Regions from separate parts of the Homo sapiens genome. Here regions 2 and 3 are each linked to region 1. A link is a contact called in ENCODE Hi-C or POLR2A ChIA-PET data. All regions are on one chromosome and are shown on one strand. The core of a region is the stretch at or near the end of the contact, and the rest is flanking DNA. Distances in the headings are between cores, read along the strand shown. Region 1 holds the start of ZNF608 (zinc finger protein 608). Region 2 has its middle 32 kb from the start of CEP120. Region 3 has its middle 190 kb from the start of CSNK1G3.

Evidence for each region. A loop is a pair of places that touch in the nucleus more often than their neighbours do. ChIA-PET counts read pairs that join two places held with the same protein, here RNA polymerase II (POLR2A). Pooled maps may share reads with other maps.
Region 2: a map with no recorded cell type shows a loop between it and region 1 (2.8-fold over the local background). The contact joins the enhancer-like site here to the promoter of ZNF608 in region 1. A Hi-C loop is called at or near these places in 1 of 37 single-sample maps with no recorded cell type and 2 of 50 pooled maps. POLR2A ChIA-PET finds 5 or more read pairs at or near these places in 1 of 52 experiments (WTC11).
Region 3: a loop to region 1 is called in a map of endothelial cell of umbilical vein, with 12 times the contacts of the local background. The contact joins the enhancer-like site here to the promoter of ZNF608 in region 1. A Hi-C loop is called at or near these places in 3 of 168 maps with a recorded cell type or tissue (endometrial microvascular endothelial cells, endothelial cell of umbilical vein and sigmoid colon) and 6 of 50 pooled maps. POLR2A ChIA-PET finds 5 or more read pairs at or near these places in 1 of 52 experiments (activated CD8-positive, alpha-beta T cell).

What each region holds. Positions count from the first base shown.
Region 1 is chr5:124,744,424-124,748,809 of GRCh38, forward strand. It overlaps ZNF608 (zinc finger protein 608), which reads right to left and starts at 2,216. Exons shown (of 10, transcript NM_020747.3): 1 at 1,772-2,216; 2 at 1-749. The coding sequence starts at 566. RefSeq lists enhancers at 1-508, 348-417, 2,457-3,455, 3,149-3,328, 3,456-4,386 and a silencer at 4,334-4,386.
Region 2 is chr5:123,452,946-123,457,331 of GRCh38, forward strand. No RefSeq gene overlaps it. Among named protein-coding and RNA genes, the nearest start is that of CEP120, 32 kb to the left of the region's middle. Within about 2 kb of position 1,731, at least 3 of the 41 ENCODE cell types and tissues checked have a DNase peak (open chromatin) inside an H3K27ac peak, as active enhancers do.
Region 3 is chr5:123,698,433-123,702,818 of GRCh38, forward strand. No RefSeq gene overlaps it. Among named protein-coding and RNA genes, the nearest start is that of CSNK1G3, 190 kb to the left of the region's middle. Within about 2 kb of position 2,324, at least 5 of the 41 ENCODE cell types and tissues checked have a DNase peak (open chromatin) inside an H3K27ac peak, as active enhancers do; they include endothelial cell of umbilical vein, where a contact is called at or near this core.

The DNA.
Region 1 (4,386 bases), core at 966-3,465:
TCTTTGCTTTTCCCACAGGAGCCTGCCCCCGCGGTGGCGGCAGAGGTGCTGGTGCTGGTACTATTGCTGTTTGGGTTGCCGCTGCCGCCGCTGCTCACACTTTGACCCAGCGCTGAATTCATGCCAGTTGCCTCTCCAGGGCGCCCTTGGACTTCCTGCCTCTTGCCAGTGCTGCTGATCTCGGGAATCCCATACAAGGCAGCAGAAGGCAGAGATTTATTAGCATCCTTAGAAGTTTTACTCCTTTTCACTTTTGATTTGCTGGTCTCTTTGTGTGAATTCCCCTGGGGAGCAGAGGCCTGAACAGAAGCAAATTTTAGGCCATCAGCTAAGGCTGCGGTAGCACCAGCCCCACTGGAGGCCGGACCTCCACAATCCTTGGAGTTGCTGCTACTAGTGGTGGTGGTGGAATTATTCATCTCAAATTTCTGTCTGTCCTTCTCCAAATCAGCGTCCAAATCAATTATTAAATTTCCAACCCCGATTTCCCAATCATCGCCACTGTCATAAGTATCAACTGTATTTGGATCCACACCTTTTCCTGCAGTAGAAATGTTCACTGACATCCTGAAGATGAGCTCTCTAGAATAAAAATCCGATGAACTTTTCTTTGGAGATGAGGGGACATTCGTTTATCTCCGCTGGGCTTTCTCTCAAAGAAAAAAAAAATCTTCTAATCTTCCTCTTCTTTTTCCTGCCCCACGAATGTGTCCAGGGATTTTACACCCTCAGTCCAGGTCCACCTTTTCCTGTGAAGGGGGGGGGAAAAGTCGAATATTTCTTGTCTGGGTGTTACCAGAATAAAAAACGATTAGTATTGGGGAATCAGTAAAGGGGACAGGGAAGGATGGAGAGTAAGGTGGCTCATGTATTGTCCTCACAGTCCAATATCAGGTTTAAAGGAAAATAACCAAACCCGAAAAATAAACCTATGACAGTAAGCATCTTACGGTAGCTAAAAAGAAAATCCCTTTATCAACAACACAAGGATAATCACCTTTTTAAAAGCATTAAATTATCTTAAGGATCTGATTCAAGTCCAGAAAGGTTTTTGTGTTCTTTTTTAAAGTTTAGGATTTCAGTCTGGCACATGTGATATCTCAACCCCAGAAACACAGCCTGAACACTCAGACAAGAAGGAAGAACACAGCTTTAAACATCCCTAAACATGTCCTAGATCTTGCAATTTAGAAGACCAGACCCTGGAAGTTCTGAGGCTAGTTTTCAGAATAGAATGTTGCTAAATTTTCCTTATTTCTAATTTAGGTTTCAGTACTTCTTTTTACAAATTGTCTGGGCAATCTGTTTTTTGTTCCTAGTAAGGAACAGAAAAAACAACCAATAACTGCCCCCAACACACACACATACCTCCCTCCTATCCTCTTTTCCCAAACAGCTTCTACAATTTCTTTTTTGAAATATGCATGTCTTTTAAGAGCATTTCTCTCTAGAAAAGACAGTGTTATATAAAAAGTTAAATACCTGCCTTTTGAGAAAAAAATACATTTAAACAATTCTACCATATTCCTAGGTCAGAGAATTGCTCACTCTCTTAAATACGGTGCTACTGACTGTACAGAAAACTGATTAAGACATACACTTTAAGTGATCTGCGCCAAGGTGGCCTCAATGACCGCAAATGAGTGTGTTTGACAAAGAGCAGTTAAAACGGTTTTTAAAGGGATCAGCCCCTTTTTAACAGTTGATTGTCAAGAAAAAAATAAATAAATATACATACACACACACATACACACACACAGACATTGCTTACCTTTTAATCCTTTATCATTTTTTAATTAGGCCAGCAAATCAAAATGCCTTTCCCACTCCACTCGGCAAACAAGCCTGTGCCTCATTTTACTTAAACACCAAATGATCAAGAAGGAAGAAACCAAATAACACATCTCAGCCAGAATAATCACTCGATAACATTATTCCACCTCCCCACCCCCCTTTTGGCAAACGAATCAGTCCTTTTCTCCTTAAAAAAAATGTGTCACTGTACAGCTGGAAAATAATGTTTCACATTCACAACAGAAGCACCAAAGGTTTTTTTTTCCTCTTAACAAGCATCGAGAATAATAGTTTTTTAAAAAACAGAGAGTTTAGAGAAAAAAGTTTTCCCAACTTCTCATTCCGCCTTCAGTTCCAGACTTCAGAGTCACCGTGATCAGTAATGATCCCATGTAGCAAACCTACAGGCGTCCGCTAGTAACGAGACAGAATGTGCTAACATCGGGATAAATTAGTGAAAGGGAAGAAAGAATAAGAAGAAAGGACTGAAAATCTGGGCTGGATTCCGCCTGTTAGTCGGGAAGTGGCATTTTTCCGCCCGTCCTGACAGATTTGATTTCTTGAACTAACTTAAGAGAAAAGGAGGGGGGGAGTAGAGGGAGGAGGAGGAGAAGAAAGGGTGGGATGAGAAACTGGGCAAGAGGAGAAAAAGAAAGGTGTGGAGGAGGAGACAGCAGATGATTCAGTGAGCTGATAAACCAGTTATAACAGCATTCGCTCGGGGCGGGGGGCGGGGGGCTTGGGGCGGTGGGGTGGGGAAAATAACGGCGTTTAAAATGGGCTCAGTCTTCGAAACCTAAAGGATGTGATGTTTTCCTGTCTTATGTTGTTTTAAGAAAAAGGAACTGAGTTCCTAGTATAGCTCCCGAGGGGAGTGGAATCCTCTGTCGCTCAGGTCAGCCAGTCATGTGGTAATTCGATAATTAGAGTCAAAATAAGGTTTTTGTTTTCTTTTTTTTTTTTTTTAAGGCGACCCTTTTCGGGAGTTTTTCCCTCTTATACTCGCAGCAAACGGTGTGTCTCCCTTTTATTTATTTTTTCTCTCCTCTCCCTTCGCCCAGCCCCTCCTGTGTTTAGTCAGATGGCCCCGGAGCTTGGCTTAGTATTTTTAATTAGCTGGCGTTTGGAAGCTAAAAGCAGTAATGAATTGTTGATGGATTGGAAGTGGAGAGTCGCTTTGCTGGAAATGTCGGGGCTGGGAGAGGGGGATGGGCGAGTTAGTAACAACCAACCATCTAAAAGGAGCGATTTTGTTACAGTGCAAGCCTTTCACATCACGTGAGGATCAAGGGCTCAATTGGTTGTCGTGAGAACAAAAATGGTGACAAGCGTATCAAGAAAATACTGATCTGGTCTTTAAAAAAAAAAAAGCTGAAAGTCTCTCCCCTCCCCCTGCACACACTCCCCCAACCTCCTCCCCCCGCCCCCCCGCAGTGGGCGAAGCTACAAGTTATGAATGTGAAACATTTCTCGGAGATCTAGGATCTCCGAAGTTCGGAAGGAGCGAAATGTAATGAGCACAAGAGCAAAGCAGATGTTTTAAAGAAACACTTTATAAACCTTTCCTCAACTTATCTCCAATTTGTCGGCTTTCCCAAGGGGCCAGGGACGGGGACGCCTGGGGGAGGGAGAAGGGTATCTCCGAGCTACTTGGATTTTAGGGACCCCCACTTCATGTATTAAACAAAGAAAAACCTTTTGCTTGCTCCCCAGCCTGGTCCTGTAATAAATACACCATTGTTACTATTTGTGGGTTTGTTTGGGTTGGGTGGGGCTTTTATTTTTTCTCTTAATGGTATTTTTGTTGCTTGCTTTTTTAAGGAGATGGCGAATGGTAATTATAACCATTACATGTAATGAGTGACTATTCCCTTGTTTAATATTAAATTATCGGGCACTGGGATCTGACAGGAGACAGAAATCGGCTTGTTCTGCCCTTGCCCCCATTTTCCTGGATCGCTTTGGGAGGGGGGTCTGCCCAGCTAGGACAGAAGAGGGAGGGAGTAAGGTGAGCTAGAGAATTGACACTGCAGACCAGGATATGCAACTGTGTCACTTTTATTCTCCTTTGGGTTAGAGCCCAAAAGCTAATTTCCTCTAAGTTACCCCGAGTGCCCAGTCAAGCTTAATTTGTGTGAAGTTACAAATGCTTCACCCTCCACTGAATAAAATTCACCCTTCTTGGGTTGTTGTTCTAAATGCAAAAGCCAAACCCTGTAACTAGTTCCTCATTTCTATGCATAAAACTCGCACATTCCCCTGCATGAAGTCCCCGCTAAGTGCTATATAGAGACACACCACGCAACCGTACTTACGGTCTGTATTGGATCGAGTTGACCTTTTCCTTCTAACTGCATTGAATGTGTTTGGTTGCAGCCGCTTTATTTTGGAAATTATAATCTCTTCAACAAATTTATTATTAAAGAAGATGGACCATCAAATGTCACAGACCGTCCTGTGTATTTTTTATAAAAGCAAAAATTAAAATTTAAAAAAAGCAAAACAAAAATCCCCCTGGTGCACACACACAACAAGCTTGTTCTGCAACACTAAATCAGGACTGAAACACAACACACACACAGGGGGAGTGGA
Region 2 (4,386 bases), core at 481-2,980, 1.3 Mb before region 1:
AATGCATAGGCGTGGTGGCTCTTGCCTATAATCCCAACACTTTGGTAGGCCAAGGCGGGCAGATCACTTGAGGTCAGGAGTTTGAAACCAGCCTGGCCAACATGGAGAAACCCCATCTCTACTAAAAACACACAAAAAATTAGCCAGGCGTGGTGGCAGGCTCCTTTATTACCAGCTACTTGGGAGGCTGAGGCAAGAGAATCGCTTGAACCCGGAAGGTAGAGGTTGCAGTAAGCCGAGATGGTACCACTGCACTCTAGCCTAGGCAACAGAGCGAGACTGCGTCTTGGGAAAAAAAAAAAAGAGAAAACTTTCAATGCTAATTAATTTATCATAATATAAACAGTTTCTAATGTTTACTTAGATTTATAAGGGTTGGACGATGTTCCTGAAAGAAAATAGAAAGTCACATAGGTAACCTGATTGATCTCAGACCAGTGTGTTTAATACTGCAAGGCAGTATAGTAAAGGGGTAAAGAGAGAAGTCTGGGGTCAGATTGTCTGGGTGGGTCTGATTTTGGGCTCTATATTTATTACTGTGTCACCTTAGGTAAGTCATTTAACTTTTCTGCGTCTCAGTTTTATCATCTAAAAAAAAACCCTTAAGATAATAATAGTATCCAACTTAGAAAGGCGATGATTTAGGACTTGTAAGATGCTCAGAAGAAATGTTGTCTGTGGTCATTATTGCACATAGGCTAATATTGAGGGGAGAACACTGGTTCATTCCCCTGCCTGTGATTTCAGGAATTCTGCCCCACTTAAAGTCTTACCAATATATGTCTGGATTCCCCATTTAAGGTTTTCATGGGCTTACAAAAACTCAGATCCTGCCTAAGCTACCTGAGGGTACGTTTTACCTCCCCTGCTGCTGGTCCTGTGACAAGGCTAATGTCTAGCCACACCAGGGTGCCTCCCCTAGATGCTCCCAACATTGGATTTCCAGGAGTCTTACTGTACCAAAGCCAAGGTCTTTTCCACCCAGAAGGGAAGGGAATACTTAGCCTCCTGCCTCTTGATGCCACATTCTACTCCCTTGAGTGCTTTAGGGAATTTGCTTCGATGCTTCATGCCTACTACGCCTTTCTCTTTAAACTTCACGCTTGGGGCCCTGGCTATGAAACAGGGATACCTGAGGCACAAAACCTCCCTACCTCTCCCGTTTTTCAAAGAGCAACTCTCTGGCAAATGGACTCATGAAAGTCCTGCTTAAAAGTTCCTCAGACATGTTTGAATGGGCTTAAATCTTACTTTAGGCTCAGTCCAGGACTCTGATTCCCCTTTCCTGGTTACATAAAGATGCTAATAAAATCCTGAAACCCCCTTTAAGCAATCAGCAAACAGAATCTCCTCTTAGTTTTCCCTTTTGGGCAACTGTATATGCCTGCACTGTATTCAGTAAACATATTTCCTAAACAAAGTAAAGCTTTCCATATGCTTTTGTGATTTTAACACATTACTGATTGAGCACAGTAAAAGCCTGAAATGCATGCAGTGCTAGTAAGATAGTCCCATGGGTATCTACTTCCTTAAACAACTTTCCCTCAAAAGTACTAAATGTCTCCATAATATCAACTATTGATAAAGTTCTCAATTCAGTGTTATGTCAGTTGAGGCAACCCACTGATTTATATTTCCTAGAAGGCTTTTTCTTTGAGAGTTAGAATGGTAGACAGAAAAGGAAATTAATCTACATGAAACTCTAAGGGAAAAATGTAGGTTTACAAGTAGTGAGGAATGGCGAACTATTTTTTTTTTTTCTGCAGGACATTTCTGATGAGTCATGTTTATATGCACAAGTATGTATACCCACTGTTACTACAGGCATAGTAGAGATACAGTTGGCTGCAGGCTGTACACAATAATCTGAAGCCTGGCTGTAAACCTTCTCTTCACATTAATCTGCCACACACTCTGATGATTAGGAATCCCTGATCCACTAATAATCTTTTCTACTATGAATATATAGCTGAACAATTTGTGATTACAGTTGCTAATATATCCTGAAGTACATCTAACCTCCAGTTGATGTCCCATCTGGTGGTGTTTCCAGTTTTGTGAGCTTTATCTCTGAATCAACTTTAATAGAAAATAGTAAGGTCCTGAAGCACTAGTAGTCACTTGGTTCTGGAACCCTATTTATCTCTGCATTTCAATAATGGGCATTTTTATGTAATGCCAATGAGCAGGGAATGTTCACAGAATGCACTATGTAGGGATTCCCTAATATCTGCGTTGTAGCAGCATCTAACCATGTGCCATTCAAGCATATTGTAAGCAAAAGGGATGGATTAGCCCAGTGTGGAACAATTAGAAATGAGCCAGCTTGCCTGAAACAAAGGCTACGGAAAGAGATTAAGAGTAGAGACATCTGCTTACCATCAAGGGTAGACTATAAATAGCAGTAGCAGCCTGAAACCAGAAAGTGATATATATATATATATATATATATATAAATGGAAAGGTCTATTGTTCACATACAAACTTTCCAAAACCATCACGACTGCCCCATCATCATTATCACTAATATTCCTTTGCAAATATTTATATTTAATATGCATTGAAAAATCAGGTTGCTTGTTTTAACATAAAACCAGAGTGTGTGATATAGGATGGTATATATTATTTTCAAATTTTAAAAGGAAAAAGAAAGCTCATAAAGGAATTACCCCAGTTATTCAGAGAGTTCAAATGTTTCTGTTTTGGTTATCCATCCTCTCTGATACAGCTCACAGGGAAGCTTCAAGTAGTTAGGAACTAAAAGGTATAAACCAATATTCACCGAGTCTTCTGAAAACACCATGACTTGCAGTTTCACAATTTTAAGAGACAGCACCCTGCAATACCATACTGTGCTTGAACATATGCAAAGAAGGATAATTATAACCATTTTTCAGTCTTGTGCAACTAGAAGTGGAGATATTGCACCCGATCTGCAAACTTCATTATGAGGCCACTAGGGTGTCCATCACTGTCAAATTCCTATTGGCATTTCAATTAAAGAGGAAGGATGGGGAGAGGGAAAGGGAAGTGAAAGGAGGACAAATATTATTCCTAGAAAATAGGCTCAGATATTTGTACTTAATATTTTCTACATTTTGATTATTTGGCAAGTGCCATGGGAGAGAGTGATGTCCAACTTTGCTTGTCATTTATCTCAGCTTATCCTTTGTTCCCAGTCACAGACTCAACTGGAAGCACTGTGCAAATTACCCCATGATGCAAGCATGCACTTAAGCCAATGGGTTATTTTGTATTTGAAGATGTCCCACCAAATTAATAACTTATTATTTATTGAGGGTTTTTTTCCACCAAAGGTGTACTAGATTTTCACCTAATAATCTATATACACTTATTCAGTTCCTGCCTGTGACCAAAGGCCAATTTTTTTTTTTTATCAGGTGCTTACCCAGGGCATGGAGTACAATGTATGATCACGTGGACAGATATTCTCCATAAAGTAAGAGGAAAATCACATGGAGAGTGAATCTTTGACCTAAGACTCATAAATACAAAGCACTTGCCAACTGAACTAGTGGCTAAAGAGAAAGAAAGCATTTCCAATTAGGAAATAAACCTGGTTTCACAATACTGTCTATCAAATATTAAGGGATTCTCAGCACTTTTGTCCCAGGTCAAATAATTCTAAACTTTTATTCTTTACTCAGAAAGCTCTCATTTCCAGAGACTAAACAACCAAGCACATCTGTGAATCTTGATTAAATCCTTATTTTAAAAATTGTAAAGACATTTTTGGGATGATTGGAGAAATTTGAAAATGATTATATTAGGTAAATTAGTGTTATATTTTGGAATTACTATTATATGTGCAAATTACTGTTCTATTTCTTAGGGACCATAATGCTATTATAGTTTTATATGAAAATATCCCATCTTCTTAGAAATTACAGCTGAAATATTTAGAGGTGAAGTGTGATGTCTGTAACTTTCAAATGTATATACACACACACACAAAGGAACTATTGCAAATTATTAACAAGGTGGTGGGTTATTTATTTTGGTATTCTTTCAACCTTTCTATATGTTTTAAAATTTCCATAATAAACATTTTGGAACAGTAATTTCTCTTTCTCAAGTTAGGGCAGCTCAATGGAAACAAAAACCAAAAAAAGCCACCACTCCAGGCATTGCCAATGTTAATGGAGATGAGAACACCTCTCCTAAGTTACGTTGCAAAGAAAAATAAATTTGGATGATCAAGTGGGCTTCATCCCTGGGATGCAAAGCTGGTTCAATATACGCAAATCAATAAATGTAATCCAGCATATAAACAGAACCAAAGACAAAAACCACATGATTATCTCAATAGATGTAGAAAAGGCCTTTGACAAAATTCAACAACGCTTCATGCTAAAAACTCTCAAT
Region 3 (4,386 bases), core at 1,074-3,573, 1.0 Mb before region 1:
GTCTGTCACTCTGTTACCTGCAGTGATGTTCCGTGGTGTACCTGTTCCCTGAACATCCTGCGCTGGTATCCACCGAGGTGTGGTGCATGTTGGCAATTGGCTTTTGCCTCTAATTGCAAAAGCTCTGAACTTTGCAGCTACCTCCTCCTGACCTCATATATCTACCTGTTCACACCTCCCATAATATTTCTGCCCCCTCTAGTTGTTGTTGAAGGTGGGATACTAAGAATTCTTGATTGTTCTTTATATATAATTCTGGAGTGGAACCCTACATAGTTGTCTTGACACTCATCTGCCCTCAGCTATCACTTACTCCATCTCTCTCATGTTGAATACAGCATCACGTTAAATGTGGGAATTTTCTTATTTTATTTTATTTTATTTTACTTTAAGTTCTGGGATACATGTACAGAACGTGCAGGTTTGTTACAAAGATATGCGTGTGCCATGGTGGTTTGCTGCATCCATCAACCCATCATCTAGGCTTTAAGCCCTGCATGCATTAGGCATTTGTCCTAATGGTCTCCCTCCCCCTGCCCTCACCTCCCTGACAGGCCCCGGTGTGTGATATTCCCCTTCCTGTGTCCACGTGTTCTCACTGTTCATCTCCCACTTATGAGTGAGAACATGCAGTGTTTGGTTTTCTGTTCCTGTGTCAGTTTGCTGAGAATGATGGCTTCCAGCTTCACCCATATCCCTTCAAAGGACATGATATCATTCCTTTTTTATGGCTGCATAGTATTCCACAGTGTATATGTGCCATATTTTCTTTATCCAGTCCATCATTGATGGGCATTTGGGTTGGTTCCAAGTCTTTGATATTGTAAATAGTGCTGCAATAAACATACGTGTGCAAGTGTCTTTATAGTAGAATGATTTATAATCCTTTGGGTATATACCCAGTAATGGGACTGCTGGGTCAAATGGTATTTCTGGTTCTAGGTCCTTGAGGAATTGCCACACTATCTTCCACAATGGTTGAACTAATTTACACTCCCACCAACAGTGTAAAAGCATTCCTATTTCTCCATATCCTCACCAGCATCTGTTGTTTCCTGACTTTTTAATAATCACTATTCCAACTGGTGTGAGATGGTATCTCATTGTGGTTGTGATTTGCATTTCTCTAATGACCAGTGATGATGTGAGCCTTTTTTCTTGTGTTTCTGGGCCGCATAAATGTTTTCTTTTGAGAAGTGTCTGTTCATATCCACAGATGTGAGACTTTTCTAAAAGGGTTGCTGTCTGCCTAGGTTAGGAGAGAAGGGCACTAGCCTTACTATTTAGCAATTCAGGCCTCAGCTATCTGGCTGTCTCTCCCTCCACAAGTTTTTATTTTTCCTTCTGAGCTGTGAGTCAGGAACCTTGAGTCTGGATATTTTCTCTCTTGCCTTCTGCTCAGTCCTCCTCTTCTGGCCCCAGGAAAGGCTTACTGGGTCCAGTGTGGCACCATACTAAGGACTCGACCCTGGGTCCTTGATTATTACTGCAACAGAGAAATTAATATCTTCCATGGCTGTGCTCATCAACAGAAAGAAGCAGCACAAGCCGAGGCTCTGCCTCTGGCCTTCCAAATCACATGTGGGTGTGTCTACTTGGTAGAGACTGGGTCATGGAAGGAGCCCAAGCTATGCCAGTGCCTGGGAGCCCTAAGCTTTCCTGCCCTAATTGTCAGTGGAGTATATTCCAAAAGAGTTGGGCTGGAGTTGTAAGACAAACTCTACAATTGTTGCCACAGGGAGGAAAGTTAAAACATCTGTATATGCAGCATGGTTGGATAGAATTCTTATTGGAGGTTGAGGATGCAAGAAAGAGTAAGGTTTTAGAAAGCAGCTGCTATTTGCTCTCCTTTTAGTTTTTTTTTTTTTTTCTAAAAGGTGGCACTAATTAAATATTCATGAATATAACTTCTCCTTTGGACTACAGCAGGAGCAAATCTTACCCAAATTCAAATAGTGGAGATGACCTGGACCCTAATGAATAACTTTTACATTTATTTGCCTCAAACAGATGTTGATTAAGCAAAGTTTGATTCCACAAACATTTATGGTACATGTATTTAAGGCTCTCTGGTTGGTAATGAGAGGCTTTACGTTTCTTCAATTATTCTTATAAGGCCACTAGATTCTGCAGTCAGATAAGAAACTTATGGGAAAGAAACTATTATCAAAATTGCAGAGATGAGGAGGAAAAAAATAATACTCTAAGCAAATAGCATGTGTATAAGAGCTAACATAAGGGATTTGGCACGTTAGAGAGCAGGCAATGCTGCCATTCCAAGTTTCCATTGTTGTGCTTGTTGTGCTGTGTGAACTCCATGGTGATATCTCTTGAAGTCATCCCCACAATGACCCACAGCAGAAAGAGGAAATCTTTTCATTCTCTAGCATCTGACTCATGAAACTGAAATGTTATTGCCTTATTTGTGGCTCTCCTCTGCCAGGGAAGAGTCAGGCAGGTTCTTTGGGCTGTTTGCTTATGTCTAAATCGCCTGTTTTCTGGCACTTAGGAAAAACATTCTTTTGCTTCCGGTAACACTGGTCCTAAATGTATTTGCTCCACAACATGGTCGTCTTTGAGAAAGAGAGACTATTTGATTTGCTGAATGAAATGGCTGGGATGCTCATTGCATCTTGGCATACAGAGGCACATATTTTAATCCTGAATTATCCAGCCTCCTGAAACATAGCCATTGTGCCTGCCTGATCTATTTGATTCCACTCATATTAGTGCGGTTTTCTTGCACTTAGTTTATTCATCACTACATTGTAGAAAGGAGAGCGGAGAGATGATGCTGTTCAGTAAGGGAGGAACCAAACACAGATCTTAAGGGGATTATTCCATTCAGAACAGATTTTCAGGTCTAGTTGTTCTAAAAAAACAGTGGGGACAGTATACCATTTTAGAGGTACCATATGTAGTTTTCAATGGGCAGTCCCTCCACCCTGTGGCTGAAGCCCACTCTTTTTCTACGTGAGAGAGAATCTGAAATTTGGTGTCACAGATGACACCAGATGCATTCTTGCCCGTTGTAGGATTTTGCTACCTGTTTCTATCATCTTTATTTGTCACATGGGTTATTTTTGTGCCTGAAAATTCCCCATAAGACAAAGTTTTCCCATGTAGGAGAGATTCGCTGGTTTCGCCTCTTACGGATTTTGTGTTCTAGAAATCCTGGGAGTGGTTAACTTTTCTGTTTTGCTACTTTTTGCTTGTTCCTTGTGGTGCTGCTTTCCTGGTGCTTGAACTTCATGGTAGGTCTCTGGGTGTGTTTTACATCAGTGCCACATGATTTGAAGCCAAATCTGGCAAAGTCCAAGTAAGTGAAGAATTGGAGTTATAATCCCAACAATTCAGGAAGCAGAAAAATTGCCCTAATCTTTTAAAGTAAATACTTGGTTTCAAGGGGATGTGATTATTTTTGGTCAGTTTATACATTACTTTTTGCCTGTTTTACTTAAGAATCTCCAATTTAGGGGTTGACCCATACTCATTCTGACTTCTTGGCATCATGCACATGCCTAGAAATTCTCAATGGAATACATTTCTAAGGCATAGAGTGAAATGAAGTGTTAGAGATTGTGGGCTAGAAGAGCAGACTGAGTAATGTGTAATCAAAATTCAGAGTATCTATTAATCTCCAAGTGGACACAGACCTACTTAGTATATGCATGAATGCATGAGTTCAGTTTTCAGTATGATAATGGATTTAATGTGACTTGGATAAGAAATTTTTGCTTGGAGCCTTGGTTTTTCCACTCAAGATACTGATATACTCTGGGCTATTACATGAATATTCTGAGGATTAGTTCTTAAATGATATTTTACCTTCCCTGCATTCACAATTTGTATTACAGCTGAAAGCCAAATATAGCCAAGAGTTTGATAAACAACCAAATTAGGTAAGAGTACCTTACACTTTTCATAGGAATATCTTCCAGGTTCTCTCATGAGGGCTATCCACTACCACTTACAGGATGGCTTCTGTTTTCTAAGCTATAGTCCATTACGAGGTACAGATTTCCAGTTGGTAAAAGAGCCCCTGCATTCAGACATATTGGCCATAAAGGAATTCATAACAAGAGAAGGGGAGGAAAGGGACAAGAACAAGATTAGAAATGAATGTGAATTTAAGAAGCATACATGTCTGGGCTGATTTGGATTTCCCACAGATGTTAAGGGCATTATTTCATTCTTATATGAAGGTATGGAAATTGGTATTCATCATGATAGTTCCGAATCTACCAATAATATATCACATTATGTCTGATGTCTTTTGAATTAGAACATAAAATTTATTTTTGAAAGTTTGTCAACTTTTAAAGTAAAAATCAAAGGCTTTTGATACGCCAAGAGTTATACTGTCTATTATGTGGTATTTGGAAT